Regions from separate parts of the Homo sapiens genome. Here regions 1, 3, 4 and 5 are each linked to region 2. Evidence: chromatin loops called from intact Hi-C (ENCODE). Cell type or tissue: GM12878. All regions are shown on one strand. Region 1 has its middle 170 kb from the start of POC5. Region 2 overlaps SV2C (synaptic vesicle glycoprotein 2C). Region 3 has its middle 18 kb from the start of POC5. Region 4 has its middle 8.8 kb from the start of SV2C. Region 5 overlaps SV2C (synaptic vesicle glycoprotein 2C).

Region 1 (5,000 bases), 290 kb after region 2:
ACAGTTTAGCAAGGGTCAGATAAGAAAAAATTACAAATTATGCTAAGCCACGGGAACCTGTTACAAGGTGCTGTAACAGAATGCCAAGACAGGTAGTAGTTGGCTTACATTAGATGAAGTTGGTAGAGAAGGACTCTCTGAAGAAGTGATATTTATTAAAAGCTGTTAAGTTGAGACCTAAAGGCTGAGAATGAGACAGCCATGTGGCAGCGAAAGGAAAAGCCTTCCACTCAGAGAATCAGGAGAGGCAAAGGCCCAAGGTAAAAAGAAAATGTGTGTATTTGGGGAAGTGAAATGCCTCTGTGGCCAAAATGGAGTGAGTGATGAAGGGAGTGACGTGAAATGAGGTTGGGTAATTGGGAAAGGGGCCAGTCCGTTGAAATCCATGGTAAAGAGTTTGGATTTTATTTCAAAAAAAAAATTTTTTTTTTTTTAAAAAGCAAGGAGACTTTAAGCTCGGCTTCAGATAAACCATGTCTAATGGTACCATCTTTTTATTTAAATCACAAGGTTGTGGCCAAAGCATCGCCCCCACCTGGTTGCAGCGGACTACACCATCTTTCATTCTTTTGAGAGGTACAGAAGCCCCCTTTGTCAGGTTTAAAATTTACACAATGGACTGAGATGAACAGAATGTTACTTTTAAAATTTTCTAAACTTGAACACAAATTATGAGATCCTATTTTCGATAATGATAGAATACAAATTGACTCTCCTTTTTAAAAAAACAATTGAACACTTTTAAGCAGGAAATTGATGTTTATGTGTAATGGGAAGTAAAATAAGGTTCTTGCAGTCTCAGCTTTGGCTACAGCATCAAGATAATAGACACCATTTTTTGAAATTAAGCCCATGCTGATATTTCAAAGGGGTATTTTAAAAACCGCTTCAAGGACACCTAAGATCTGCTCCTACACTAAGTATATAAAATCAGGATTTGGAGATTTTTAAAAGATAGCTTATTCTTGTTTTTGCTGTTGCTTGGTTTTTGGGGGGTTTTGTTTGTTTGTTTTGTTTTTGCTTTTTCAGAATTTTTGGAGAAAGCTGTAGGAATGCTCTAAGTCCCACCATATATACATATATACATTGTCCAGAGCATCATATTTGTGCATTATATTAATGATATATCAATTTGACTGAATGAGCAAGAAGCAGCAAGTCTACTGGAAGCCTTATTAAGGTACCTGCATTCCAGACGATGGAAGATAAACCCTGAGGAAATTTAAGGCCTTAACTCATCCAGAAGGATTTTAAGGATCCAGTGGTCTGAGGCATGCGAGAACATCTTTAAAGTGGAGGATAAGACAAATACTACAAGATCTCACTTACATGTGGAATCTAAAAAAGTTGAGCTCATAGAGGCAGAGAGTAGAAACTTGGTTACGGGGGGCTGGGGTGGGGGTGCTGGAGAGCTATTAGTCAAAGGGTTCAAAATCTCAGTTAAACAGGAGGAATAAGTCCAGGCAATCTATTATATAATATCATAACCATAGCTAACAACAATGTATCGTATGCTTGAAAATAGCTAAAAGAGTAGATTTTAAGTGTTCTCAACACAAAAAAATGATAAATCTCTGAGGTAATGCATATGATAATTTAGCTTGATTTAGCCATTTCACAATGTATACATATAATCAAAACATCATACTTATACATCATAAATACATGTAATTGTATTAGTCAATTAAGAAATAAATGCTAAATATTTTAAAAATAAAAAAATAAAGTGAAGGACAAATTACATCTTGCATCTCCTACCACTAAGAAGGAACTGCAATGCCTAGCAGGCTTAGGTTGAACAACCATCCCAGTTTGCCTAGGTCAGGGGAATTTCTGGGACTCAGGATTTCCAGTGCTAAAGCTGGAACAATTCCAGGAAAACTTGCCTGGTTAGTCATCCTAGAAGACATCTTATTTTTTTAAAGCCACTTACAGTCAAGTATCTGTTTCTTGCAGCTGAAAACATTCTGACTTACACTATTTCAAAGTCTCAAAGAGAACCACCCCACCGCCCCTCGACCACCAAGTAATAACTCTGTAAATGTCTGTGGATTTAATTGAGCTCTGAGTTGAATTAGTTGTTACTGAGTTAAAAGAAGGGCATCTCTGTCAGTTATATCCTAAGTGTCTAGCACAATCCCCAGACCATAGATGGTGTTTGGCAAATATCTGCTTAAAGCCAGAATGGCTTCAGGATCTTAGCAAGCAAAAGGGAGACTTTAGGAGTCCACATGGAAGGCTGAAAATGAGAAAAACTAGTTCAGTGAAACTAAAGTTCTGGAAGAATCTTTCTGCTCAAATGGACAAGGAGGAAGCTGCCCCAGGCAGGGTCAGAGAAACAGACTCTGAAGAGGACTCTGGCCTCCTCTGGTGGCTCAGAGGGGAAGGCAGTGTGCCACTTAGGAGACTGTGCTAGGGAGGAGATGGGGAAGGGGAACGTAAAAGACAGCCACAAGAGATTTTCCTTAGCAAAAAGAGACAGAATATGATTTCTGGTAACTTTCCTAGTAAGAATTAAAGAGCTGAATCAAAGGAAATTAGAGGCTGTCTTATCTGTACTCATAGGAATGATGAGCTCCTAGGAGTGATGGCAAATGACAGCTCTCAGTAGAGTCTCATCTCCTTTGCTTGCCCTCAGCTAAAAGGGGCTGACTCACCCAAGGTCAAGCCCACATCCTGGAAGAAGCTTGTATTCAAAGATTTGTCCATGCAAACAGTATAGAGGCCCAAGGCCCTCAGTTCCACTAGGGGCAGCTCTGAAAGGCCATCCTGGCTTCAGAGCTCCCCACGGAACTGAGTGAGGCTTTTGTTTGACTGTACTGAAATCCAATAGCTTCTTGTCTTGCAGCAACTCTCTTTTCCTCATTGCCACAATGGTGTTGATCCAAGAGCATTTCCCATTGATTTGGGACATGCAAATCTCCTTCTTGGAGTCTGCTTATTAGTGTCAAAAACTGGGAAGAGTCTGAGATGTTTACCCTACTTGTAAGCTAACAAGTTCATAGATGCCAGCAGAAGACACAAGACTCCTGATTCAAGAAAAAAGAATGTTAGCTGACATGGTGGCACAACCCTGTAGTCCCAGCTACTTGGGAGTATGAGGTGGGAGGATTTCTTGAGCCTAGGAGTTCCAGGCTGTAGTGCACTACAATTTTTGCCTGTGAATACTTTTTTTAAAAAGAATGTTATTACTCATAGCATAGTAGTTAGCATGAACTTCTGCTTAAATTGATTTTTCTTGCTTCTCATATCCCACAGGTGATGCAGATTTCACAGTGGGTTTGCGTCACAGCTGAGAAACCCTCAGCTTAGGCAATCTCAATCTTTTAAAGACTGCTAGCAAATCTGCCTGTCCTTTGCCCCAGAGGGAGATATGACATTTATTATACTGGTCAGGAAACTGGACTTGGAGGCAGATACTGTCTCTATTTCCTACACCTCTTTGGATATAAACATTCTTAAATAGATAGTTCAGTACAGAGGCTAATAAAATATTATGTTATAGTTGAGTAAGCTGACAAATTGATAAATGTCCCATCAGCTCAAAATGTTAGACATCCCTGGACTCTAATTAGGGTTTGGGGATGGGAGGGTGACAATAGGGGGAGTATTTTCTTGGAAATCTCTAGAATTTCTTTTGCACAAAGAGCCACACTTTAAAACAATCAGCATTAAATTTTCTTGTATGTGTCACAGCTTAAGCTGGTTATGTAATAATTTTCACTTGTTGAGTCGTGAATGCATTACAGATGCTCAAAATAGCCTTTATTCTATTGTTGTTTCTTTTGTTTCCTTGAGTTTCAAGTGTTATTTAGCATCTTAAATGTTGCAAAGGTTTATTTTATCATTATTAATTATACTCTGAAGATTCAGTATTTTTGCACACTAGAATGAAGTACATTGTTGCTAAGTTCTGTACAATATGGTTTTTTCTTTTTCTATTTTAATTTTTCATTATTAATTTTTTATTTATAATTGACATATAATAGTTGTACATACTTATGGGGTACAGTGTGATGTTTCGGTGCATGTATACATTGTATAAGGATCAAATCAGGGTAATTATAATATCCATCACCTTAAACATTTATTAGTTATGTATGGTGATAACATTCAAAACCTCCTCTTCTTGTACAATATGTTTTTTAAGTTCATCATTTAGTTAAGTTTGCAGAACAGTCAAGAAGCATGTATCAACCCAGTTTTACATTGTAAAATAAAAATGACCAAGTCCATCAACACTATGAACAATACCCAATAGTTAGAAAAGGCAAGTCTTCCTTTAATGGACATATTGAGCCATTATCCTATGATGTAATGATGTTGCTTCTGTAGGATATTATTTAGCTATGTAAAAACAAAGTATGTTATTTGTTATTGGAGTTAAAACAGTCTCTAATTATGCACAGTTTGATATCAGTAATATAAAAGCAATCACGGTGCAATCAAGCAAAATGGCATTGTTGGCAGGTTCCACTTAATATTCCTAAATTACCACGTTGGCAAAAGTCAAGCATTTATGAGTGTTACTGCAAAGCCAATCAAATAGTCCATTTGCATGGTCCCCTTTGGTGTTTCTCAAAAGTTGATGCTCACACCCAGGGAGCATGGTTAGTTCACAGGGTTATTTTTCAGTTTACCTTCCTGAAGAAAATCTCCCAAGACTAGGGTATATCTTCCCGAAGTTCAATAGCATCCAAAATCACTTTTGCTGATCCCCAGTCTTTATTAATTTTTATTAATCAGAATTTGCAACTTCTTGCATAACCTTCAATTGTCAGACTAATAAATAATACCATTGTGAAAGTTCCATTAAATAGAGTACTCAGACAATTGTCTGCTCCAGTTAGTTCTATTTCCCAGTTAACAGGATAAACCAGAAATACACCTGAAAGAAATGTTTTTTTTTTGTTTTTTTTTTAAATATTATTATACTTTAAATTTTAGGGTACATGTGCACAATGTGCAGGTTAGTTACATATGTATACATGTGCCAGGCT
Region 2 (5,000 bases):
TATCTGGAATAGCATACAGTAGTTCCCCCTTATCTGCGGTTTTGCCTTCAGTGGTTTCAGTTATTCGCAGCCAACCATGGTCTGAAAATATTAAGTTATTTTGAGAGACAGAAATACCATATTTAGGTAACTTTTATTATAGTATATTGTTATAATTATTCTAGTTTATTATTTTATTATCAGTTATTGTTATTAATATCCTACTATGCTGAATTTGTAAGTTGAACTTTACCATGGGTATGTATATATTGAAAAAACAGTATATATAGGGGACGGTACTATCTGCGATTCTAGGTATCACTAGCGGGTCCTGGAACATATAAGGGAAGATCTCTGTACTTCCCAAAACACTGCTGAAAATATTTCATTCACTGGGATACCCAGACTATAAGAAATACAGCATTAAGAATCATATATACAGATTAATATATTTGTATATATTATTTGTATATATTAATATATAATATATTGATTAATATAATTGATTATTAAATATATACACTTCTGTACTTTCTGTTTTTTGTTGTTTTTTTTTTGAGACAGAGTCTCGCTCTGTCGCCCAGGCTGGAGTGCAGTGGCGTGATCTCGGCTCACTGCAAGCTCTGCCTCCCGGGTTCACGCCATTCTCCTGCCTCAGCCTCCCGAGTAGCTGGGACTACAGACGCCCGCCACCGTGCTCGGCTAATTTTTTGTATTTTTAGTAGAGACGGGGTTTCATCATGTTAGCCAGGATGGTCTCGATCTCCTGACCTTGTGATCCATCCACCTCGTTCTCCCAAAGTGCTGGGATTACAGGCGTGAGCCACCTTGCCGGCCTCTACTTTCAGTTTTAAAGAAAATCAAAATGGCTTAATTGCTAATATTTCTTTCAATGCTGCAAATCATTTCAAAAGAACATCAAAAGCAACCTCATTCTACTTTTCCCCCATAATTCCAGCCATAAACTAAACAGTGATTGGGGGTTAGAAAGTTTTCCCTCTTGGTCCTGTCAAGTCTTCTCCAGGCAATCCCAGGAAAGATGTTTTTGGCTTTTGTTTTGTTTTAATGAATAGATTTTAAAAGTAGGGGAAAGATAGGAATTAAGTAAATGGGGACCAGGATTGAAGCAGAGGGTGTTTATGGGTGGTGGTGGTGGGTGATTTGGTTTTAAGATTGGAGAATTGATCATGATGCAAGGAGAAGAAATATGTGGAGTGAACTTTCTCACCAATAAAAATACATTAATTAGCTCTTAGAGGAAAGAGCACAAGGACATAAATTCTGTGTGTCCTGGAGCATGTCACCTACAATATGGCTGATTAATAAAGCTCTGAGACAGGATGAAACAAAACCGCAGCTCTTCTTAGAAAACTGGGTAGCAGATTCACTACCATGGTTTTCTATTTGCACAACCATTCTCCCCCGAACTGAGAACCTCCAGGCCACTTCCTATTTTCCCCATCGGTAATCACTTAAGTCTTGAACATTTAAATCTCAAAACCCAACTTAGACTAAACGTAGTAAACTTTGGCTCCCTGTGTGTGTGTTGGGGTGGGGGGTGAGGGAGAACACCATGCACACAAGGTTGTCACAAATAACAAATTGCTCCTGGGGGCCTGGCTGGAGCCTCACAGCTGTGTGTGCAGATAAGCAGAGCAGTGTGGAAGGTAGGGATCCCAGGGCTTTGTGTTACCTTCACTTTCTCATAGACTTTCGGATGATGCTGTCACCATCTGCAACCTGACCCATCCCCATGCGGAGATTCTGACAGAGTGCAGTGGGGGCTGTCAGACAGATCTGACAGGGCTGGACTCATGCCTTTATTACTGATTGCAATCCACCTCTCGGGGACACACACGCTGGCTTTCCCAAACAGACTCTGACTTGTTAAACCCTTGGGTTGTATGGTTAGCTTTTATTTAGAAAGTTCTAATTTCAGCTGTTGGAAATAAATTGTATGTGATTTTCTAGATCTTACATCTTAATTACTTAGCAATTTAACATACAATTGTAGATGATAATTTTTCTAAGGTCCACTGCCCTCAGGATTCGTGTTAAAAGTATCTCATCAGCACATCGAGCTGCAAACAGGAAGTTGTCTGGGATATGGGGGAAATTTTAGCACCATGTTACTCTTCTGTGTTAGATCTAATTTTCTCTCTGCACTTTAACAATGATGACTGTCACTAATACCTAAACATTCACTGTTAGATTCTGTGTCCATTTTTCTTTTTAGTTAAAGCCATATATATATATCCCCCTACTTTAAAGGACAAATTCCCTTTTTAATTGAATTATACCTAACCCCTGGGCCATTTGAGTAAAATCTCGTCATGGTCAGCTTTCCTTTTGTTTTACAGTAAAGAGCAATTCATATTGTGTTTCAGGTCCTACCTGTCGTTGGCAAACTCTAGCCTCCAGGGGGAGCCAAAGACTCCCCCACACTTTATCTAGCAAAGAAGAGCTCTGATTCTGTGAAGGCCAACATGGAAACTGGACTTAAACACCAGGCCAGCGTAGGGGTTGGGGAACTGACCTCTTCATTTGGGTCATCTCTTTTCCGTGTAGTGTTTTTTCTGGTATCTCTCACCATGCCCCCTCTCCTTCCCTTCCCCTTCTGCCTCTCTCAAGAACTGTGAGGGGTCTGAGATTTCACCTTACCTGAAATTTAGTCAGTTAGACCGCCAGGCTCACGGGTGCCAGCAGAACACATGAGATTCTTGGCTCTGAGACTTTAACATTCACAGCAACAGCAGTAAACAGGGTATCAGCACTTGTGCTGGCCAAGAGGGCATGAAGCAGGAGCCAAAGCCTGCCTCCAGCATCAGCGTTGGGCTAGATGAACAGGAGGACCCTTGCTTATCAGGATAGGAGACCATGTCCACATTTGGAGACATATTCTTAGCTAGTAACAAAGAATGTGCAGGTTTGTAGCAGGGGTCCACGAACTATGCTTTCGTGCAGCGTACAAGCTAAGCATTCTTTTTTACATTTTTTAAAATGGCTACAGTAAAGAAGAAAATGTGATAGAGACCACAGGTGGCCTAAAAAATTTGACGTATTCACTATCTGGGCCTTCACAGACAAGCTTGGTGATTCCTGGTCTATAGCATCGTCTGTGCTTAGGGCCCGAGGTGGGAGTGGCAGTGCCATGGCAAAGAAGATTCAGGATCTCTCTCTTTCTTGTTCCATCAGAGACACACATTGCAGGCCTGATGGGAACAAGTACATTATGAGATTATTTTGCTCTTTCATTATTAACTCCCACCCCAACATAAACACCAGAGGCAGATGGATTTCATAAAATAGGATTGAGAAAACCTCGCCCAGATTCAGGCGTGTAAACCAGCCGGAGCGGCGCGGCAGCGGCAGGACCGCCGTGGCGCCTAGAGTAGCGACCCGCGGGGAGCACGGGGCGACGCTGGCTGCAGAGACCCGGTGACAGCGTGAGAGGTTCGCAGAGTACTAGGTTTTGACAAGCTTGCATCATGCGTGAGTATAAGCTAGTCGTTCTTGGCTCACGAGGCGTTGGAAAGTCTGCTTTGACTGTACAATTTGTTCAAGGAATTTTTGTAGAAAAATACGATCCTACGATAGAAGATTCTTATAGAGAGCAAGTTGAAGTAGATGCACAACAGTGTATGCTTGAAATCTTGGATACTGCAGGAACGGAGCAATTTACAGCAATGAGGGATTTATACATGAAAAATGGACAAGGGTTTGCATTAGTTTATTCCATCACAGCACAGTCCACATTTAACGATTTACAAGACCTGAGAGAACAGATTCTTCGAGTTAAAGACACTGATGATGTTCCAATGATTCTTGTTGGTAATAAGTGTGACTTGGAAGATGAAAGAGTTGTAGGGAAGGAACAAGGTCAAAATCTAGCAAGACAATGGAACAACTGTGCATTCTTAGAATCTTCTGCAAAATCAAAAATAAATGTTAATGAGATCTTTTATGACCTAGTGCGGCAAATTAACAGAAAAACTCCAGTGCCTGGGAAGGCTCGCAAAAAGTCATCATGTCAGCTGCTTTAATATACTAAATGCATTGTAGCTCTGAGCCAGGTCTGAAGAACTGTTGCCCAATTCAACAGTGCCAGCATTCCAACTTTGTTAAACCTACCAACATCTTAAATGGACTTTCCTGTGGTGGTACCCTTTAAGAGGCGGATGAAAGCTACTATATCAGTTTGCACATTCTAATCACTTTCCAGTATCACAAGAGAGATTTTTACTTATATAATAGTCCTAGAGTATGCAGCTGGTAAAACCAGAGGCTACATCCAGTATTACTGCTAAGAGACATTCTTCATCCACCAATGTTGTACATGTATGAAAATGGTGTACTGTATACTTTAACATGCCCCATACTTTGTATTGGAGAGTACAATAATGTAAATCCTAAAAGCACCACTATTTTAGCATAATAAAAGAAAGTCCAAAGAGCTCCTATATAGACTACTCCAGATAACTTCGCTTCTTTGATACTTGTAGCTTATTGTAATTTTTTTTAAGAAATTCAAGGTCATTATTATTGTACAAAATAAGCGCTTTGATTAACACAGCTATATAGTTTTTTTAATTTTTTTTTTTTTGTATTTTTTTTTAATTTATTTTTTTATTGATAATTCTTGGGTGTTTCTCACAGAGGGGGATTTGGCAGGGTCATGGGACAATAGTGGAGGGAAGGTCAGCAGATAAACAAGTGAACAAAGGTCTCTGGTTTTCCTAGGCAGAGGACCCTGAGGCCTTCCGCAGTGTTTGTGTCCCTGGGTACTTGAGATTAGGGATTGGTGATGACTCTTAACGAGCATGCTGCCTTCAAGCATCTGTTTAACAAAGCACATCTTGCACCGCCCTTAATCCATTTAACCCTGAGTGGACACAGCACATGTTTCAGAGAGCACAGGGTTGGGGGTAAGGTCACAGATCAACAGGATCCCAAGGCAGAGGAATTTTTCTTAGTGCAGAACAAAATGAAAAGTCTCCCATGTCTACTTCTTTCTACACAGA
Region 3 (5,000 bases), 440 kb after region 2:
ACAGATTTAATAAGTCTATTCTCACATCGTGCTGGAAAACTTGTCTACCCCACACTCACTATCCTGGTGCTTGTCAGGTGACAGTTTTTACCATGGCTCTACAGAATGATTTTGCAATTTAATTTTGCAGGAGAAAAAAGTTAATGATGCAAGAAAATGTTCACAATGTATTATTAAATGAAAAGAGCAGATTACAAAAGTACAGTATGCTCCCAGTGGCTCATATACATAGATACGTGGGATGACATAAATAAAAGTGCTTTTTCTCTGGGCAGTGGGCTTATGGGTTGACTTGTTTAGCTTTTCTCTGAGTGTTTATGCCCATGCACTTCTTAATGTCTTTCAGTTTCTCTATAAAAGGCATTTATTACTTTTATAATCAGAAAAAAAACTGCTAGAAGCATTTTTTCTCTTTAGTTTTGTTCCCACTATGCATAATGGTAAGAAAAGAGCAAATAAAAAAATAAAGAATAAGTCCAGGTGCGGTGGCTCACACCTGTGATCTCAGCACTTTGGGAGGTCAAGGTGGGAGAATCGCTTGAGGCCAGGAGTTCAAAACCATCCTAGTCAACATAGTAAGAGCCCATCTCTACAAAAAAAGAAAAGATAAAAAAGAAATTAAAAAGAAATAGAGAATAACAGATTTCATCATATAACCAGGACTCTGGATTACCAAGTGTCAGAAACCCAGTCAAATAAGCTTAATTGAAATCGCCCAGGCACAGCTGGACTAGAGGCTCAAAAAATGTTATTAAGGGTCTTAGGCCCTCCATCTCTCCTCTGTGCCCATTCTCTTTGTTTGTTGCCTCCTTTCCTCCTACAATAAGCAACTTCTTCCAAATAGCTAGGGAGAATAGTTACATTGTCCTTAGAGCTTGCAATCCCTGTGGACTAGAGAATCTCTCAGAGTCCACATATCAAATCCCAGCAAAGACTCTGATGTGCCCTGCTTGGATCACGTGCCCATATGTGAACGCGGGACAGGAAGGGGAGTATTCTGATTGCCCAGGGCTGGGTCACCTGCCTTCCTTGGGGCAATGGGGAAACAGAGTGGAAGAACCTGGTGCTAGTCCCATGCTAAGGGTTCCCCATGATAAAGAAGGATTCCAAAAATAGAAGGGAAATAGTGTACTAGCTAGACAAAAGCAATAGTCTTCTACTCTGCTTGTTTTTAAAGTGTTACTTTGCTAAATTATTCTTTGATATCAAATTTAGGTGTTTCTTAGTATTGCTCTAGTTTTAAACATTAAAATTATTTCTCCCTTTTTTATAGAAAGCATCTACTTATAAATATCGAAATGACTTTACCTTTACTCAGCTGAGATTGCTTTAACACATTTACTGGATCTTTAATCAATTCCAGATTATAGCCATTATATTGTATTCATTCTTTCTTCCTTTCTTGAGGCCAGGAATTCCATATGAAAATTTCCCTAGCTTTATAACAAACAAAAATCTTACAAGTTATCCCAAAAGCTGTGTCTAGAAAAAAAGAGTATATCCTCTTCTTCCTGTTTCAGTCAGGGTTTTAAGTGGCTTAAATGAAAAAGGAATTAAAGGCTGGCAGGTAGCTCACAGACGCTCTGAGAGAGCTTGAGAACAAGGCTTGGATGCTGGGCAGTCAGGAACAATGTCCAATTACTCTGCAGGAGCCACTACAACCAAAACACCCCTGCTGCATGGTCAGCATCCGTACCATGACTTGCACAAATGCTGCTCAGCTCACGTGGGAATTCTCAGGATCGGATGCCAGAAACTCCGGCACCGATGATTCTGAAGAGCCCCAACATCTTTGTTGCCAACCTTGCCGAAGGACAAATTCTACATGCCTCCTTTCTCCTTTTGTTCACTTCTGAATGAAACCCACATGCAAGTGCATCGGATTGGTAGAATCCAGGATACACACCTATGACCCCAAGGGAAGCTGGGAAAGAGAGATTCCTGCTGCAACCTGGGGAAGTGGGACTCCTACGATAGGAAATTTTCCAAGCATTAAAAGAGCATTCAAGGGGTGCTGGGCAATCAAGAATATCCACAATAACAAGTGTCCACAATAAGCCCTTAAAGGAGAGATTTCTCTCTGTTAGTGCTTCCCCTATCTTATAGTTGCAAAAAATACTCAGAAGATCAACTGAAAGGTGGAAGTGCTGATACCTATCAAGCACTGCAGAGTGTGCCACTTCATGGAGGAATATGTTACTGATACCAGAATAATGCAGTTGTTTCTTATTTCTCCATATCCCAAATTCAGTAGGACCTAACCTGGAATCCCAACTTTAAGACAATAAAGGTACTCATATACATGAAAAACATTTTGCACAAATCATTTACCTGTACCAAAATTCAACCATAATGCCAAAATCAGTTATATCTTAAAATTAGATTAATCTCTTGACCTTTTAATAAGTGAAACAGTCTGATCACTTGAGTTTCAAGGAATAATTGTGGCTTTTATAGCTATTCTCATATTTACAAAATAGCATAATAATATTAACTTTCAATATGATCACTTCCATTCCTTTATATAAATGCCAAGATTTACTGTTGTCTGCTAGGATACATACCTATTTCTGTCTGTACCTGTTGACAGTGCAAATAATAAAACTTATTTTCTTCACTTTTCTGTGTCAACAGCAGTTGTATAAATCATGTGAGTCTTTGAATCTCCCACTAAAATATAGAAAATTGACTTTATTTATCCCTTTTGTGTTAAACTGTTTTTAAATGCCTTTTTTGGTAGAATGTCTGCATTGTTTTGCTCATACTCCAGCTTTGGTGGCCATGCAGACATGGTTCACACTGCCACCTGGTGTGGCTGGGACAAACTTTCTTCAGCTCTCTGGAAGCTACCAGAGCAGAGTCGACACACTGACCCGGCATTACTGTCATGCCACAGGCTGACTTTTGTTCTTGAAGAATCTGTGGATCTACATAAAATGAGGAGAGAGGTTTGGATCAACAGCAAACACAAATTATTTTATAGAGGAAGGGGAAATCATAAGTCTTTAGCATTTTAATTCAGCAAATGTTTACTTAGGGCTCACCGAACTTAAGGTCTGTACTTTGTGCCATCAGTGACACAAGAATGAGGACGGGACAATCCCTGCCCTAGAGTATCCAGTAATTAAAGGCAGAATATAACACGAGGTAAGCATGCAATATGCTTTAGAGGGGAAGAGATCACGAAAAATAACATAAAAGCAAACAAACAAACAAAACCCAAAAATAGACCTCTTAGTGGGAGTGGCATTTGGGATAACCTTAAAAGAAGTTTGGAACTTTGCAGGCAGAGATAAGGGAATTGAGGAGGATGGGGAAAAATATATACCAATAATAATAAATTAAAGCCTCTAGTTTAAAAATGAGTCTTATTTTACTTTTCTCTTATTTTATCAGCAAAATATACAAGAGAAAACTTATAATTTTCACAGTCATTTGTGATTAGGATTTGATTATTAGAAAGGTGAAATATATTTAATTTGCAATACTAAAACAATTACATTTTTCTTTCCTTAAAAAGTGAATCATGAATGATAAAGTTTGGTAGCATTTCTGCTACTAAGTTTTCTTCAAATCATTTTTGCCTCAAAAAAACAAAAGACAAAAAACTCACCCAAATAAATTTTCCAAAATTTTATTAAGATAGGATGATGTATAACTTTAAATAAGTTCTATTAAATATTCATATTATCATTATCACATAACACATATTACATAAATATATATTACATATTCACCAGACATAAAAGAATAGTTGTTCACTTTTCAAGCTTTTTTAAAAAGATGTTCAGATAATCTATGTGACCGCTGATTCTTAGAAATTCAGCAAATCAACATCATCCTCTTTTTTATTCTTACGGTAAAATTAATGCTTTGATATTGTACTTTTTTTATCAACATCTTCAATGGTGATTTCAATTATTTGAATTTTAGTCTAGACAGGGCTATCATGCACCCTTGAATTTAAATTTTGCCTTTATCAAATATGTTACTGGCATGTTTTTCTTCGGATTCAGGGTATATACGTAAATTTTATAAATGTTCAATGTAACAAGAAATAAAGCAATAACCTTTGAATTTTTATTAGAATAGTCTTTGAATATATACTGCTGTGGTCTGAATGTCTCCCCAAAATACATATTTTGAAATCTTAACACCCAAGGTGATGGTATTAGCAGGTTGGGGTCTTTGGAAGGTGATAAGGTCATAAGGATGGAGCCCTCAAGAATGGGATTAGTGCCCTATCAAAAAGACCTGAGGGAGCTTGGCTGCTCTTTTCACCATGTGAAGACACAGCTGAAAGGCACAATCTGTGAACCAGAAAGCCCTTACAAGACACTGAATCCAGCAGTGCCTTGGACTTCCCAGCCTCCAGAACTAGGAGTAAAAAATTTCTGTTGTTTATAAGCCATTCAGTTTATATTTGGTTATAGCAGCCTGAATGGACTAAAACACATACACATTCATCTTGCAAAAATAATGATTTATGTAAGTTGAATAATTACCTATGCAAAATGCTTTTTAAATATAAAACTCTATCAACCCATAACTTTATTTATTTATTTATTTTTGAGACAGGTCTCACTCTGTCACCCAGGCTGGAGTGCAGTGATGCCATCACGGCTCACTACAGCCTCAACCTCACAGGCTCAAGGGATCCTCCTGCCTCAGCTACCCAAGTAACAGGGACTACAGGCATGCATCACAAGGCCCGGTTACTTTTTGTATTTTTTTTTTTTTTTTTTTTTTTTTTTGTAGAGATGGGGTTTCACCGTGTTGCCCAGGCTGGTCTCAAACTCCTTGGCTCAAGCTATCTGTCCACCCTGGCTTCCCAAAGTGCTGGAATTACAGGTGGAGCCACTGCACCCCACTCAACCCATAACTTTAAAAAATGTTTTCTTTTTTTATATTAACAAAATCTATTTAATTGTTAAACGGACATGATCGAGCTTGTTTTACACAAGTGTTAAGATTCTTTATCTTTGTATCCTGATGAATAA
Region 4 (5,000 bases), 100 kb after region 2:
GGGTTTTGCTAAATGGTAAAATTCTAATGAATACTTCTTAAACAGCCATCCTCCTATCCTTTTACGAGATGTTTGATAGTAATATGATGGGGTAGGTTTTCGTTGCCTTTTTAACGTGAGGGGGATACAAGACAAAACCTAGGACCTGCCCAAGTTATTGAATCTAATAGTGAGGCACAGCCCACCCTCCATTACAAGCAACCTGAAGGTTTACACTTTCAGTGTAAGGGAAACCAGAGATCAATGCTCCCTACCTCTACCAATATAGGGGACTGCTGAAAATGTTGCCTTGATGCTTAGTAAAGCAAGAGAATGTGGCTATGCAGTAGAGGTAGAATATGCTTACCTGAGAAATTTCAACTGAATACAAGTCATAGAGCTCTCTAGCACCAAATTCTCAACAAACTATGAATTCAGTTTAATATTGGGTTGGTAATTTCCCAGATCCCTGATAGAAAGAAATGCAAATCCTATGTGGAGGAGCCCTCCCTCATCCTGGACTTCAAAAAAAAATCACATAAATAAATGAAAGTTAGAAAATAATGAAGCACATAAAATAACAACACACAAGGAAGCATGATAACATGAAGTAGCACCAGCAGATATAACAAAAGAAACTTCAATCTTTTCCTGAAGAAAGACTTCTTTAGTTAAACTTCAATAGTTAGAACTATTGGTCATAATTTTCACTGTACTTGAAGAAAAATATGTGCAGGCAATAGGAAACTATAAGGAATAACCAATCATATTTAAAAAGGCACCAGATCAATCTTCTATCCAACTCTGCTGGTTGCCCTACCAACATCCAGTCCAGCTTCCATACACATATGATACTTTATGCTTACCTCAGAGAATCCTGATTTTATTTAGGGATTTACCTTTTCAAAAACTACACACATATATTTAACAATACAGTTTTATACAGAATGCTAAGAGCACTTTTCATATTTTACAGCAGGGCTTGAAACAATATGGACCTTCTATTAATGCTCATTCCATAGCACAACCAAATATAACTCCTACATAGATGCATTACAGTGTGTTTAGAGTTTAAAGGCTCAATGGAAATAAGATGAAAAAGACTATATAAGGAATTTTACATAACTAATTGGAAAATAAATGCAAAAAATAGTAAATAAAATTTAATATGGTCTCATGTGCCCTGAGAGAAGTGGTGCCTGGTTTGGAGGAGTAATTGCTATGTGCAAATAATCTATTTGGAACTGCTGCCACTTTAGGGTTATTCATCATTCACCCCTTTTCTACCAGACATGACACTTCCAGTTTCCTTTACTTGATAGCAATGTCTTTTAAGATCCATAAAACAACTGCAAAATTGAAGTTTGTGCCCTTCTTTCTAGCTTCTGGGTAGACTTCTTTTACTAATCTAGTCAGTTAATTCAAGGTTGCATCCATCTAAGTGTGGATCTGCCACTCACTGGACCACAGGACAGCTTGGACATGTCTTCTCTTGGTTGGTGGGCATCTCCAGATCTTTGTTAATTTCTTCCAGTGCAACGCATGACTCCACTGCCATCTTCTTCTGACAAGCTCTCGAGATTCTTGCCCAGAGCTCCGACCCCCTCAGCAAACTGAGATCTACCACTTTTCACATGACCTTTAGGGAGTGGGCTTTAGGGAATGGGCTCATTACATTCTAATTGGTCCAAATCAGTCATGATAATTCCTCTCTCCCTTTCAGTTATTGGTTTGGGCATGGATTTGTAACACAATTCTGCTCAATGACATTTGCAGGGAAGATTTCTAGACAGCTTTTGGGAAAGCTTTCCTTACTCCCGAAAATATAAATGCAGCAAAGAAGTCCCATTTGTGTCTTTAGACATTATTTGCTTGAATGTGACATATAGAACTTTGCAAATATCCTGGAATCATGGAGGGGAGGGAGCCTGATGACATAACACATGAAGGATGTAAGAGTCAAGTGAATTTCAGAGAAGTGGTGCCAGAACCCTGGTGTGCCATGTCTGGAACAGCCCTACCTCTGTTGTGTAGTAATACATTTCCTCTTTTTTATTTTTTAGAGCCACTTTAAGTTAGAGACTTTTGCTCACAGCTGAAAGCATCCTTATACTCTCTCCAGCCCTAAAAGAGCACCTGGCACACAGTAGATACTCCACAAATGTCTACTGATTTGAGTTGAGCTGTGTTTCAAGTTTATTTCTGTTGGGAAAACAAGATGGATGTCTCCATCTGTTGTATTCCAAGGTTCTAGCACAGTTACTACATCATAGAATGTGTTTGACAAATAATTGCCTAAAGTCAGAATGGCTTCAGTATCTTAACAAGCAAAAGGGAAGAAGCTGCCCCAGGCAGGGTCAGAGAAAGAAACTCGGAAGAGGTCTCTAGCCTCCTCTGGTGGCTCAAAGGGGAAGGCAGTGTGTCACTTAGAAGTGTGTGGTAGGGTAGAGATGAGAAAGGAAGATGAAAATGCCCACAAGAGATACTTTTTTCTGAAAGAGGCAGATTTTGATGTCTGGAAAACATTCTTGTTAAGAAGGAGAGAGATGAACTAAAGGAAACTCTAGGCCATTCAGGGCCGTACCCTGAGTTTGCTTTATAGGCCAATAACTGAATCTCTCTATGTTGTTTGTTCCTATATTATCTGCACATCTAGGATAAGGTAGTTTTTGTCACTCAGAAAATGTCTCGCCTCAGTAAATGTGGCATCTGGTAAGATGCAAGGAAGGGGGATGTTCCTCATGTCTCAGTCCCAGGAAGAAGAGCTACCATTACCTGAATGGTGGCTGAGAAGAGTGGAACCGCATCACACAGCATTGTGGGGTCCCAGGGATTGGTTTGGAGACTCCAAAAAGAAGTACAGCTTCCCAGAAGAAGCACAATTTACCTGCTTTAAATCACTCCATGATTACACAGTGATTTAAAGTGCAAACTCCTTTGCCTGTTCGTGTGTCTCAAATCAATGCCCACCAGAGAGCCAGAGCCTTCACTGCAGAGGAAGTTCTGAATGACACAGGCCAGGATGGTTTGACCCATCTCTGCCCTTGGCCACCCCAGTGCTTGCACAGTAGGTCTGTGAACCCTCAACCAATGAGGGATGAGAAGACATGGATATTCTGGGCTAATTGGCATACCCCACAGACTCATCAAGTTTCTCTACTTCTTTTTTTAAAATTAATTTATTTTTTATTTCAATAGGTTTTTAGGGGGCAGGTGGTGTTTTGTTACATGAATAAGTTCTTTAGTGGTGATTTCTGAGATGTTGGTGCACCCATCACGCGAGCAGTGTGCATTGTACCCAATGTGTAGTCTTTTATCTCTCACCGCCCTTCCACCCTTTTGCCTGAGTCCTTAAAGTCCATTGTATCATTCTTATGCCTTTGCATACTCATAGCTTACCTTCCACTTATGAGTAACAACATATGATGTTTGGTTTTCCATTCCTGAGTTACTTCACTTAGAATAATAGTCTCCATTTACATCTAGGTTGCTGTGAATGACATTATTTCATTCCTTTTTATGGTTGAGTAGTATTCCATGGTGTATATATATATATATATATATATATATATATATATATATATACACACACATACATACCACATTTTCTTTATTCACTCATTGATTGATGGGCATTTGGGCTGGATCCATATTTTGCAATTGCGAATTGTGATGCTCTAAACATGCATACAGCCAATTAATCTTCGACAAAGCAAACAAATACATAAAATTGGGAAAGGACATGCTTTTCAAAAAATGATGCTGGGATAATTGGCAAGCCATATATAGAAGAATAAAACTGGATCTTCATCTCTCACCTTATATAAAAATCAACTCAAGATGGATCAAAGACTTAAATCTAAGACCTGAAACCATACAAATTCTAGAAGATAACATTGGAAAAACCATTCTAGACATTGGCTTAAGCAAAGATTTCATGACCAAGAAACCGAGCACAAATGCAACAAAAACAAAGATAAATAGATGGGACTTAAACTATAAAGCTTCTGCAAAGCAAAAGAAATAATCAGCAGAATTGATAGCCCACGGAGTGGGAGACAATCTTCACAATCTATACATTTGACAAAGGACTAATATCCAGAATCTACAAAGAACTCAAACAAATCAGTAAGAAAAAAATTCCAACAGAAAGTGGGCTAAGGACATGAATAGACAATTTTCCAAAGAAGACATACAAATAACCAACAAGCATATGGATAAATGCTCAACATCACTAATTATCAGGGAAATGCAAATCAAAACCACAATGAAATACCACCTTACTTCTGCAAGAATGGCCATAATCAGAATCAAAATAATAGACGTTGGTCTGGATGTGGTGAAAAGGGAACACTTTTATACCATTGGTGGGAATGTAAACTAGTACAATCACTATGGAAAAAATGTGGAGATTTCTTAAAGAACTAATAGTAGAACTACTATTTGATCCAGCAATCCCACTCCTGGGTATCTACCCAGAGAAAAAGAAGTTTCTCTACTCCTGTGTAAAGTTAATCAAGCTATACCCACCACCTGAGATACCAAATACCACCTTCTCTACTGTAATTCTGCAGCCATTAGGGAAAAGCATCCTGCCCAGCTTCACACTTGTTAGCTCTTAGGGTCAACTGCATATATGGCTCTCATTACTTACCAGTTTCATTATAAATAATTCCATTTCATTTCCTGTAGTACAACAGCTTTTTGAGGGCAAGGACATCACATTTTCTACAATATTAAATCCCACAAACTCTCCAACACAATGCTTTTCATATGAAAGGTGCTAAACACATTTTGAATAATTGTTCACACATTTAATTAATTTTTCACATTTTTTCTTGAACTTTGTTTTCCAAAATAAGGATTATCAAGAGTTTTTCTATATAAGGAACTCATGGCTTTAAATTCTGCAGTGCCTTCTTTGGAGGGGTAATGGCATAACAATATCTGGAGAAACCTGCATATCTATAGTTTTTTTAAAATTTAGTTAAAAAAACAAACAAACATGTGCCCCTTTTCTG
Region 5 (5,000 bases), 75 kb after region 2:
AGAACAGACATGGTGTTTTGGTGATTTTAAACACAAGAACAGACATGGTGCTTTTGTGTTTTACAAAGGTCATTCAGGTAGGATAATGGTATGAAGATGGACAAAACTGAAGTCCAAAGATCCTGTTAGGAAGTTGTTATATTATTCCAAGTGAGAGATGACAGTGACCTGGACTGAGGGTGTGATAAAAACTAAATATCAAGTGCCCAGCAGCACAGCAGCATGTGTTGGGAACCTTGCAAATGTTAGTTGCCTTCTTTCCTCTTCCCCTTCTACTCTGTCTCAATGTCCTCATAATCATGCAGTAAAGCCTCTCTCCAATGAATAAATTTACCAAAAAAAGTTCTTCATAGCAGAGACATTCATGTGCCAATAGGAGAAACATATATTCTATTTTACCTCTATTTTTGGCCACCTTTGGATGAAATTTCTAATAAATGTTGATGTAAAAAACTATGAGTATGTCTGAGTTTCTTATAATGAATTTTATAATAATTATTAGCAGTCACTGTCCCTGACATCAACTGCTGCACTGTCTTCATAGCTTTTAAGTACTGTTTGAAAGTTCTTCTGATAGTTTCATTTTTATTTGCTAATTGTCCATCTCAACCCCTCTAGACTGTAAACTCCATGAGAACAGGCACTTTGTCTTCTAGGTTCTACCTCCCACAGCTGGGGCAGTGCCTAGCACTCAAGAGACATGATAAATACATATGGGCTAGCCACTTCACAGAATGAATGAAGAACAGAATTTCATCTCTACAAAGTAATGGAAATTGGCCACTCCTAACTGGTATTTCTACCTCAAGGCTGTTCCTGACCTAAGCCACTGTACACCTGATTTCAAATTAATCTTTCTAAATGTGTGGTTCCGATAAAGGTAACTTCTGCTGAAATTGAGCCCAAACTGCTGCACCTGACCTTCACAGAGTCCCACCCACCCTTCAGCTCAATCTCCCACCACTGCCTGTGTTTCTGTCCTCTCTCCCAGACCAAGAGGATCACTCGCCACTCCCCAAATCACCCAGGGTGCTCCACCTCTGCACCCCCATTCACAAGATTCCCTCTCCTCATACATCCTGCATCTCCCTCTTTTGGCCTGATAAAACTTACTGCACTTTAGGGAGAATGTCAAAAGCCATTTTCTAAATCAGTGGTTATTAAACGAGGGCAATTCTGCACTCCCCCCAACCCCCAGCCTTGGGGACGTGTGGAAATATTTGGAAACATTTTTGGTTGTGACAATGCAGGGGAAAATGCTACTGTCATCTACTAGGTAGATGCCAAGGCTGTCATAAGCCATCTTACGATGCACAGGACAGCCTCTGTCAACAAAGAATTATCTGGTCCAAAATGTCAGTAGTGCTGAGGTTGAGAAACCCTACCTCGAGCAAACACCAGACTGTTGCCTTCAAACCACCATGGAGTTCTGGACTTCTTTTACTGAATCCTCACTCTGTTGCACAGGGCTGATAGACAACTTGTCTGAGCTCTCCCTCACAGGTATGCATGCTTATTGAGATCCCACCCACCTCAGTTCTCCTAATTAGCATAGCATATCCCTTGCACAAGGGAGATGGTCAATTTGTTGATTGATTGAAATTTCTATTTCATTTTTTAAAATATTTCAGTTATCTCCTAATGTCTATTTTCTTCAATCCTGTTAAGAAGAGAAAGTAGGCATTATCTTTTGGCATATGCCCTTTAAATACTTAAAGACTGTTATTAAATCACTAGTGTGACTTTTTATCTCTAGAGAAATTCCAGCACCTTTTATGATCCCATAGGAAAGAGTGCTCTTTAAGGGCAATAACTGATGCTAAGTTGAATTAAATGTATAATTTAATTCAAACGTAGAAAAAAGTTGAATTTGATGCTAGTTTTCTTACATACTGTGAAGTTGCATTTATTTCATCTAGCATAGCTGTAGCTTATGAGCTAATAAGCAAATAAGTCGCCAAACTGGACCTCCAGTTGACCCAAAGGCAGCTTTACACAAACCAGAACTAAAAAAAGGTCATGATTTCTCTAAAGCTCCTCCTTTTCCTATTATCCTAATATTTAACAAAGCTAAAAAGAATTTGCTAATTTTATGGCTAATTGATACAATAAATGCTTACTGAGCATCTTACAAATAAAATATTTTGGCCAATTTGCTGACATGGCTGTACATTCAGAGACTTTGGGCATGTTCTAAAAATTCAAATAAGAGCCAGAATTTACATCTAACCACAACTCTCAGTGTTACCACTTCTGAGACATGAGAAATCTGAGCCTAAAAAATACACTCTCAGAGACACATATTAGTTCTTAGAATTAAACTTGAAATGGTGGATGAGAAATTCAGCTCGGATGAAGAGAAGGAAAACCTGGTATGATCAGAAAATACAATATGAATCCTTCTTACTGTTAATAGAAGGTTAAGCTGAACTACCTTGAACATAAACCCAAATGTCCTACAGGCTAAGAATGAAACCAATAGTTAGCCTGAGAAGATGTTATGTTGAGAAGCTAGAGATCCTGATTCCCAGTGCTGTCAGTCAAAGACACAGTGAAAACTGCTATGAAAGAGAATTCTGTGTTGTCATATGTCAGCCAGACTAAAAATCAGTGGTTGGTTATCCTGAGAGAGAAGGAAACCCTTATAAGCAGAAAAGTACAGTGTGATCAGAGAACCCTGAGAAGGCATTTAACGATGTCATCATTTCCTGAGTGAAGATGTTACAACTCATCACTAGCAGCAACAGGACATGAAGACAAGACACACACACACACACACACACACACACACGAGCAAAAGAAAGCACTAATATGGCAAACAGGAAGTACAGTAAAAATATTTCAAAAACATCACTAGGAGTCTCAGGAGCTCAGGTATACATTTTATAGCACTTCAATCTTAGGCAAAGATCATACAATTTTTAAATTTTGTAGTACCCAATTTCAAAATCGTCTAGTAAGAAAAAAAATTCTAAGCCAGCAGATCACATACAGAATGAACTGTTATTTTCCATCATATCTGGGACTTTTATTAAGTGAAATATGATGTTACACCAACTGTCTGACATGATAATCAACATAGCAACTCATAGGGTAATAAGGTAATAATATATAATATGGTAATAAGGAAGTACATAATGCCCCAAAGCTGGGAGCAAATAACTTAGTTCTTCATTGCAAAGCATCCCTTTAATCTTGGCTCAGATTCTCCCCATCAGTGGGCAATTTAGGCAGCGCTCCAATGCCTCCACAACTTCTAGGGCCAGCAGGTTTTGCTGATGTCAGCCCGTAAGAAGAATTGCATCATTCTCCTGATATTAAATAAAGGTACAGGTATAAGATGACCTGGATTCATGGTCTCACATTTAATTATATTAATCACTGGCTTTTCTCCTCAGGCTTTCTGGGAAGTGGATGTTAACCTTTACAGGTTTATTGTTTGATTATTTGTTGTTTTTGTTTTGTTTTGTTTGTTCATTTTGCATTTACTGCTGTTGAATATAATCAAACTTTGTGCACACACATCTGTATGCCAAAAGGCAGGCATGATTATTACGTATCAGGTTCAGAGTGATGAATGTTTGGGAAAACAATTAGCTGTAATGTATTTATCAATAAATGAGGATAGCTTTGCCCCGACAACAATGTCTTCTGCATGCCGCAGATAGAGTGTGATGCCTTTATCAATACTCCAGCTTTAGACAAAAAGGCCCACTGAGCAGCATCTGTTATTTAGTCCTGGGTCACTCTTTCAATGTCTTCTGATTTATTTCTTCTGAATTGCCCTTAAATCAGTTTCATTTAATAGGAAAATATAATATCCTTGAGCTTATGGACAAAGATTGGTCACCAGGCCTTCAGCCCCTCTTTTGTAAGAGTCTCTTCAGGAAGCAAGTCAGGAGGCTCCCACTCTTATACACAGAAGACTCTGGCAGGGGACTCCCACAGGAAACACTGACTGACAGTGACCTCTAAGAATAACAGAATTTAAAAAATAGTATTAGAAAGAAACCACCAGATTCCTACTGGGCATCTCCCACAGTTGTTGAAGCAGCCATCTTTGAACACCTGTTTCTTTTCTCCCTAAGCTTCCCCTGTTCCTACTCATTACTAATCAAAATTAGAGCTGCACAGTAAAAAACTCAGGACCTTCACAGGACAAGCCTTCGGACTGCCTGGGTTTCAGGAGAGCCTCAGAGGCAGAATTATGGTAAACGCTTGCACATTTTCTCCAGATCACCCATCTCTGTAGGTAGGCCCAGCTCACACACTACCCTCTCTCAACTACTGCCAGAGAGAGAATAATGTGACTGCCTTCACAGAAAGAACATGTTCCCTTCAGACACAATATTAAGATAGAAGAGCTCTCTGTATTATATCCTTCTCCTTTCCCACCTCCAAATATGTCAGCTTACTACAATGTAGTGCTAAAATATAGAGGATTTAGAGATGTTCAAAAGCACCTAGTAATAACACATATTTAGCAATGCCTTATTAAATAATATTCATAGATATTATAATCTACCTCTACACATAAATTTAAAATATCAGCATAATGCCTTAAGGTCAAATAGAAGAAATAATAACAAATTATGTTTTAAAATATGTATATGTTCCAGTGTAACAACTCTCAAATACAAAATGAAGACATTGGATGCTAATATCTAAGTGTAGAATAATCACAAATGCAACAAATGCCAATGTAGACAAATACAGGTGTGCTTATTGGCAACTTAATGTCACAAATAGGTTTGTCACCAGTGGCAATGTGATATGCAGAAATGATGAACAACTCTCAGTAAGACTTTAAACACAACAAAATATAGTCTTCCCTTGATTTACAAGTAGTTTTACTCCTAAAAAATTTACAACATATCAAAATTGTGCAAAAGATACTGTGTTTATATATAAAACAGAATACAATTCTAGGCTTAAATTATTAGAAACAGATTTTTTTACCTAAATAGATATCTGCTGGGACACTGGAAAACTGTGCGACA

Evidence for each region. A loop is a pair of places that touch in the nucleus more often than their neighbours do. Peaks named below come from ENCODE experiments on the same cell type or tissue, not always from the same donor. Only the 100,000 strongest peaks of a DNase experiment are listed, where the experiment ranks them.
Region 1: a loop joins it to region 2, with 8 times the contacts of the local background. A loop is called at or near these places in 2 of 110 quality-filtered maps.
Region 3: a loop joins it to region 2, with 7 times the contacts of the local background. A loop is called at or near these places in 35 of 110 quality-filtered maps.
Region 4: it touches region 2 in a loop (6-fold over the local background); 11 of 110 quality-filtered maps call a loop at or near these places.
Region 5: a loop joins it to region 2, with 2.6 times the contacts of the local background. A loop is called at or near these places in 2 of 110 quality-filtered maps.

What each region holds. Positions count from the first base shown.
Region 1 is chr5:75,883,766-75,888,765 of GRCh38, reverse strand. It overlaps a transcript of SV2C not described here. Among named protein-coding and RNA genes, the nearest start is that of POC5, 170 kb to the right of the region's middle. In GM12878, a CTCF peak has its summit at 2,371; no DNase peak of the experiment used is centred here.
Region 2 is chr5:76,172,651-76,177,650 of GRCh38, reverse strand. All of the region lies in intron 2 of SV2C (synaptic vesicle glycoprotein 2C), which reads right to left. It also overlaps the pseudogene RAP1BL. Among named protein-coding and RNA genes, the nearest start is that of SV2C-AS1, 92 kb to the right of the region's middle. RefSeq lists an enhancer at 1,461-1,540. In GM12878, a CTCF peak has its summit at 2,395 (motif pointing right); DNase peaks (open chromatin) are centred at 1,410, 1,660 and 2,370; H3K4me3 peaks cover 994 bases; H3K27ac peaks cover 1,586 bases.
Region 3 is chr5:75,733,184-75,738,183 of GRCh38, reverse strand. No RefSeq gene overlaps it. Among named protein-coding and RNA genes, the nearest start is that of POC5, 18 kb to the right of the region's middle. In GM12878, a CTCF peak has its summit at 2,807 (motif pointing left); a DNase peak (open chromatin) is centred at 2,811.
Region 4 is chr5:76,072,068-76,077,067 of GRCh38, reverse strand. It overlaps a transcript of SV2C not described here and the pseudogene SAP18P1. Among named protein-coding and RNA genes, the nearest start is that of SV2C, 8.8 kb to the left of the region's middle. In GM12878, a CTCF peak has its summit at 2,376; a DNase peak (open chromatin) is centred at 2,378.
Region 5 is chr5:76,097,157-76,102,156 of GRCh38, reverse strand. The region is part of intron 1 of SV2C (synaptic vesicle glycoprotein 2C); the gene reads right to left. Among named protein-coding and RNA genes, the nearest start is that of SV2C-AS1, 16 kb to the right of the region's middle. In GM12878, no CTCF peak of the experiment used is centred here; DNase peaks (open chromatin) are centred at 2,221 and 2,676; H3K4me3 peaks cover 482 bases; H3K27ac peaks cover 735 bases.